Regions from separate parts of the Homo sapiens genome. Here region 1 is linked to region 2. A link is a loop called in an ENCODE intact Hi-C map of the cell type or tissue named here. Cell type or tissue: heart right ventricle. All regions are shown on one strand. Links, peaks and the distances in the headings refer to the core of each region. The heading gives the core; the rest is flanking DNA. Region 1 overlaps S100PBP (S100P binding protein). Region 2 holds the start of LOC105378631 (a long non-coding RNA gene).

What was found. Hi-C counts contacts between places; a loop is a spot of excess contacts. Peaks named below come from ENCODE experiments on the same cell type or tissue, not always from the same donor. Only the 100,000 strongest peaks of a DNase experiment are listed, where the experiment ranks them.
Region 1: a loop joins it to region 2, with 2.1 times the contacts of the local background. A loop is called at or near these places in 34 of 110 quality-filtered maps.

Annotation. Positions count from the first base shown.
Region 1 is chr1:32,827,117-32,830,024 of GRCh38, reverse strand. S100PBP (S100P binding protein) reads right to left here. Exons shown (of 7, transcript NM_022753.4): 4 at 1,944-2,032; 5 at 1-61. Among named protein-coding and RNA genes, the nearest start is that of S100PBP, 11 kb to the right of the region's middle. In heart right ventricle, for the core only: a CTCF peak has its summit at 1,445 (motif pointing left); no DNase peak of the experiment used is centred there.
Region 2 is chr1:32,875,531-32,878,438 of GRCh38, reverse strand. It overlaps LOC105378631 (a long non-coding RNA gene), which reads right to left and starts at 2,470. Exons shown (of 3, transcript XR_947160.4): 1 at 2,224-2,470. RefSeq lists an enhancer at 1,652-1,821. In heart right ventricle, for the core only: CTCF peaks have their summits at 1,416 and 1,615 (motif pointing left); DNase peaks (open chromatin) are centred at 478 and 1,618.

The sequences.
Region 1 (2,908 bases), core at 126-2,625, 48 kb after region 2:
CCTGAGATAAAGCTGCTTCTGCTGTTCTAGATTTGACTGTGAAAACGTCGGAACATTAGTCCTTGAATAAAGCAAACCAGAAAAAAGAAAAACAGCCCATTAGAAACAGGAATATAGCGTTTTGTAGAGAGAAGTGATATACTGCTGATTGATTAGAACTAAGTTTCAGAGGCAAAATTATCTTTATGATCGAGAGGCAGAGGACAGTATTAGTCATACACAAAAAAAACTAAAATGGAGTATGGAATCAAGAGAAAAAGAAGAGAAGCTGGGTGTGGTGGCTCACACCTGTAATCCCAGCACTCTGGGAGTATCAGGCAGGAGGACTGCTTGAGGCTAGGAATTTGAGACCAGTCAGGGCAACACAGTGAGACCCAAGAAATTTTTTTAAAAAATTAGCTGGACATGGCTGCATGTGCCTGTAGTCCTAGCTACTCAGGAGGCTGAGGAGGGAGGATGACTTGAGTCCACGAGTTCAAGGCTGCTGTGAGCTATGATCACACCACTGTATTCCAGCTTGGGCCACAGAGTGAGACCCTGTCTCTAAAAAAATCAAATAATTTAAAAAAAGACGAAGAGAAGGAAATAGATACAACCTCCTGCTAACAAGGAATAGAAAGGTGAAGATTACTAGTCCCTAGAGAAAGTATTTATTGAGTAATTCAAGGTTAGTCAGAAAATAGCTTTCTAGAGTGAAACTGAAAAGTTAAATGGGATAAAGACTGAAAAGAATCACTAGATCTGGCCATCAGAGCAATGGTGACCTTGGTGAGAGCAATTTCTGGCCCATACTCATACTGACTGACTGTACTAAAGAATCAGTGGATGAGAATATTGAGATTGCAAATTTATTACTGTCCCAAGTAGCCTGAGTTGTGAGCTTTTGATTATCACTTACATTGTAAGCAATTCACAAGGTTTCTCTCAATTATGCAAACAAAATAAAAAACCAGGAAACTGGGATTCGGGATGATAGTCAAAGGAAACTTTAGCCTTGTTTGTAATAATTTAAATTTTTATTTTATTTTTTATACAAGGTCAGTCTCCCAGGCTGGTGTGCAGTGGCATGATCTCGGCTCAGTGCAACCTCTGTCCCCTGGGCTCAAGCAATCTTCCCACCTCAGTCTTCCTCGTAGCTGGGACCACAGGTGTGCACCACCACACCTGGGTATTTTTTTGTATTTTTAGTAGAGGTGGCGTCTTGCCATGTTGCGCAGATTGGTACTGAACTCCTGAGTTCTAGCAATTGGCCCACCTCAGCCTCCCAAAGTGCTGGGATTACAGGTGTGAGCCACCGCGCCCGGCCTAATTAAATTTTTTAAGCAAAATTAATGTAATAAATGTATAATCAAAAGAATTTTTTTAAATCTCACTGTAAGGAAGCTAATCTGATCCAACATTTTAAAAAAAGCTTTTTCTAGTAGATTCAATTTAAAAGGACCATGTAAAGATACTGCCATCTCCTGGCAACCAGAGAATAAATTGAAAAGATGACGCAAATTTGCAACCCCTACTGGAATTTTTCCGCAAGGGTAGTTGTATGCAAGTTGGGAGGGACAACAAAATGATTTTCTACTACTTGTATTTTAACATTTTCGTTAAAATTATTCTAACCTCTTATCATATATGTGACCAGGCTGCCCCATGCACAGGAGAAGATATCTTACCTTTGTAGTGTTTTCGCTAATATGTCTATTTTGCTTTCAAAATAACCCTGTCAAGCAGCAGAGGAGGCATCATTAGCCTTATTTCATGCATAAAAACTGAGGTAAGAGATTAATTGACTTGCCAAAAGTCACATAGTTGGTAGTGCTAGAACTTCAAGTTTGCTTACTCCTGGAGTAGGGATTTTTTTCCCTGCACTAAGAGGAAACTGGAGAGGGGAAGAAAGAAATTGAAGAGAACCAAAATAAATCAGAATATTTAATTATACTTTACATTACCTGGTCTTAGTTTGTAGAACAGGAATGACTTTGCCTAGTCTTCTCTCATGGCCTTTCATCTTCCCAGAATCCTTGTTAAGAACATCCTGCTTTTTTGAGGAAAAGGAATGCAAAAGGAAAGGTGATTCTTAGTTATAAGAAAAGCACTGAAAACACTATTTATGGAAATATTTTTTAACTAAAGGCTACAAAAGCCTATTCGTGAACACTACTGTGTACCACGTATAACAGTAGTGCTTCAAATGAGATAACTGTAATCTTTTTCTGTAATCTTAAAAAAAAAAAAAAAAAAAAAAAACCTGGCCAGGTGTAGTGGCTCATGCCTATAATCCCAACACTTTGGGAGGCCAAGGCGGGTGGATCACCTGAGGTCAGGAGTTCGAGACCATCCTGGCCAACATGGTGAAACACCGTCTCCACTAAAATACAAAAATTAGCTGGGCATGGTGGTGCATGTTTGTAATCCCAGCTACTCGAGACTGAGACAGGAGAATTGCTTGAACCCGAGAGGCGGGAGTTGCAGTGAGCCGAGATCGTGCCACTGCACTGCAGCCTGAGGGACAGAGTAAGACTCTATCTCAAGAAAAAAAAAAGAAACCCTACGTGGCAGGGATTATTACACTCATTTGGCAGATAGGGAATCGGGCTCAAAAAGGTTAGATAAATTGCCCAAGATTTTTCAGCTCTTTCATGGCTGATTCAGAGCTAGTGCTGTATCTTAATATATAGCATGGCAATAAAGATTGAGACATAGGCTGAAGCCCAAAGACAAGAAAAATAACAGAATTACCATCTTAGTAATTATTCAACAGAGGGTAATTTAATATTACGTGCCAGGTGATATAAATACATTATTTCATTAATCCTTATTATACTATGAAGTATTATTTACTCCAATTTAGATAAGAAATGTGGGGAAACATAGAGGCTAAATAATTAGCCCAGGGTCACAGTGCTAGTCAGGA
Region 2 (2,908 bases), core at 275-2,774:
ATTGCCTCATTGTTTCCATAGTAACAGTGAACAGCAGGGCCTCCTGAATCACTGCTGGGAGACTGCACTGGTACCTGCAAGTATGCATTTGCCCCAGGAATGCCTGGGATGGGGCAGCCTTTGGTGCATGCACACAAGCATATGCACACCTTTGCACACATGCACATCCAATGCACACCCCTTCCTCCTCCCAAACACACACACACACCCTTGCAAATGCAGGCACGGGCATGGCGCTTCAAGCCCTGGCCCGCTGACCCAGAAGTGGGTCAGAACATCATCCTGCCTGACATAACCCACTCCCACAGCCACCCTGGCCCACTCAGATGCAGAGAGCATCTCGGGGAAATGAGGGACTTGCACTTTATAATAATACCCACTGCAACATTTATAGATACTTAGCACGTGCCAGGTCCTGCGCTTTCCTCTTCACATGTAACATCTCCTGTGTTCCCCAAACACCACGCTGGGATGGATGCCAGGAGAGTGATTTGCCAGAGGTCACACTGTAGTGCGGGGCTGAGCCAATGTGTGAGCCCAAACTGTTTGGCTCCAAGCCTTGGACTCTTGCCTTCCTCACCAGACCCCTTGATGCCAGACCCATAAGCACTCACCCCGGGACCCACAAACACAGATGGGTGTGTCTGGCAGCAGGTGGGACCAGAGCCAACTAGAATGCCAGCATTCCTGGGCTTGTCACTCTGGGCCATCATATTCCCTCTTCAGCCTCCAGCCATTCCTGGGTCGGAGGTATGAGGGGAGGTTTAGACAACACAGGGATTTTTTCTTTCACTTATTTCTTCCCAGTGTGCAGAAAAGGAACTTTGAGCAGCAAGAACAAGACCCACTGAGAATCTCCTGCCTGGGAAGCCACCCGGGTTCCCTTCCCTTCCAGCAAAGGGATGAGTCCAGCTGCTGGATCTGTCCTCCAGCCTTCTCTGAGACCTCTCATGCAGACTTTTAACAAAGGGGCCTGAGGCCAGAGGCTGGGCCAGCTGCATCATCCTGAGCGGGGAGTTGGGTGGGCCAGGTAGGGGGATGGCTTCCAGGAGGCAATTTTCAGCAAAAGGATGGTCTGGCAGTGTTGCCAGGAAGGCAGCAATGCCCCTCACTAGAGGCATCCCAGGTTGGCAGGCACTGGATACACCCTGGTGAGGAAATTTGAGACAAGCAATGACCGAGTCCCTGCAACATCCTCGTCATCATCTTTGTCGTCATCGTAGCTACCACTGATTGGACACACTTTGTGTCAGGCGCTTTAAGATATGATACAACTGCCACTACTGCTAATAAAAATGGCAGCTGCTAGGAACTCAGCCCTTATGTGGCTGATCTTCATTGACTCCTCACAGAACCCTATGAGGCAGGCACTATTGTTAGGCCCATTTATAGATGGGGAAACTGCGGCTCAGAGAGGTTCAGAGACATGTTTACAGGCAGAGGCAGCAAGATGCAGGCTCTACCTGGCTGCTGCGTCTGTGGTCGGCTCGCCTGGGAGTTGACCTCCTGAGAGCTAAGCAGCAGGCAAGGCAGCCTCTGCCAGCCGGGGCCTCCTCCTGGGGCTGTTCCTGCGCTGGGGCAATGTGGGCTTCACTGTGGCTGAGGTGGCGCCCTCTGCTGGCTGTGCCCAGGCTGTGCAGAGCCACGAGGGAGGTCCTCCGTGGACTTGGGTTGTGGGAGGTGGACCGACCCTGGAGACTCAGGGTCAGACCTTCACTGCGGATGGCCGCTGTTCGCCAGTGAGAACAGATGCCAAGGTCACTCCGGCAGTCTGGGGCTGAGCTGAGGAGTGAACGTAAAGGCAGTCTTCACTCCCAGGCTTTTGTCCTTCTACCCCTCTCTCATCTTCCCCTAGCTGCCTCCACCTCTTCCACTGCCTTCCACTCTGAGCCTCTAAAATGGGGCCTCTGGCCCCACTGTTTCTGAGGAATCTGGGTGACTGGTGTGCAGCTGAGAATCTGTCTCCAAAGGCAAAGCCAGGGTCCAGGCTTTGAGGCCTGGAGCTGCCACTGACTGGCTTTGTGATACTGGGTGAGATTCTCAACCTCTCTGAGTGCTGTTGGATGGGAGCCTTCCTGTGTAGACTCTGAAGAACTGAAGAGATTTGAGGAGGTCTCCTTTACCCGATTAGAAGGCTCTATTCTGCCGCTCCTCCTTCTCCCTTCCCCCCTCCCCGTCCTCCTCCCTCCCCATCCCCCCCACCCCCCGCCCCCGTCCTCCTACCTCTTTCTTTCTCTCTTCCTCTTCTCCACCCCTGACCAGAGGAGGCATTTTAGGCTCAGAAAGCTAGAGTTACTTGGCCCTATGTCACCCAGCCAGGGGTTTCTGGCTTCAGAATCTGGACTTTGGAGGGCTGACCTCTGCCCTGCTTCCTTTTCATCTCCTCCTATATGTCTGATCCATCAGCTCCTCCTGCAAAAAAAAAAACAAAAACAAACAAAAAAAAAACATCCCAAATCCTCCATCGACTTCTCTCTCTGTCCCCTGCCACCACCCAGGCCAACACTGCATCCTTTCTGGCCGTGAGACCGCAGCACCCTCCTTGCTTCCTCACAGGGCACCTGGCCCCCCACTCCTGTTCTCTGCCATCCAGCCTGCACACTGGAGCGGGCAAAGTGAGCCTTTTAAAATGCAAATCACATCCCATCTCATCTCCCCTCGAAGCTTCCCATTGTGAGTGGGATCAACCTAACCTCCCTTCCACACCTGGAGGCATGTGTTATCCAATCCCACCTGCCCTCACTGCCTCCTTCTTGCTTATAAAGCTCCAGGCTCACTGGCTTCTTTCTGTTTCCCCAACATGCAAGCTTGCTCCTGCCCCAGGGCCTTGGTACTTGCTCTTCTGGGGCTGGAGCTCCCTTCCTGTGCTGTGTGCTGCTGCCTCCTTTGCCTTCAGGTGTCAGTTCAG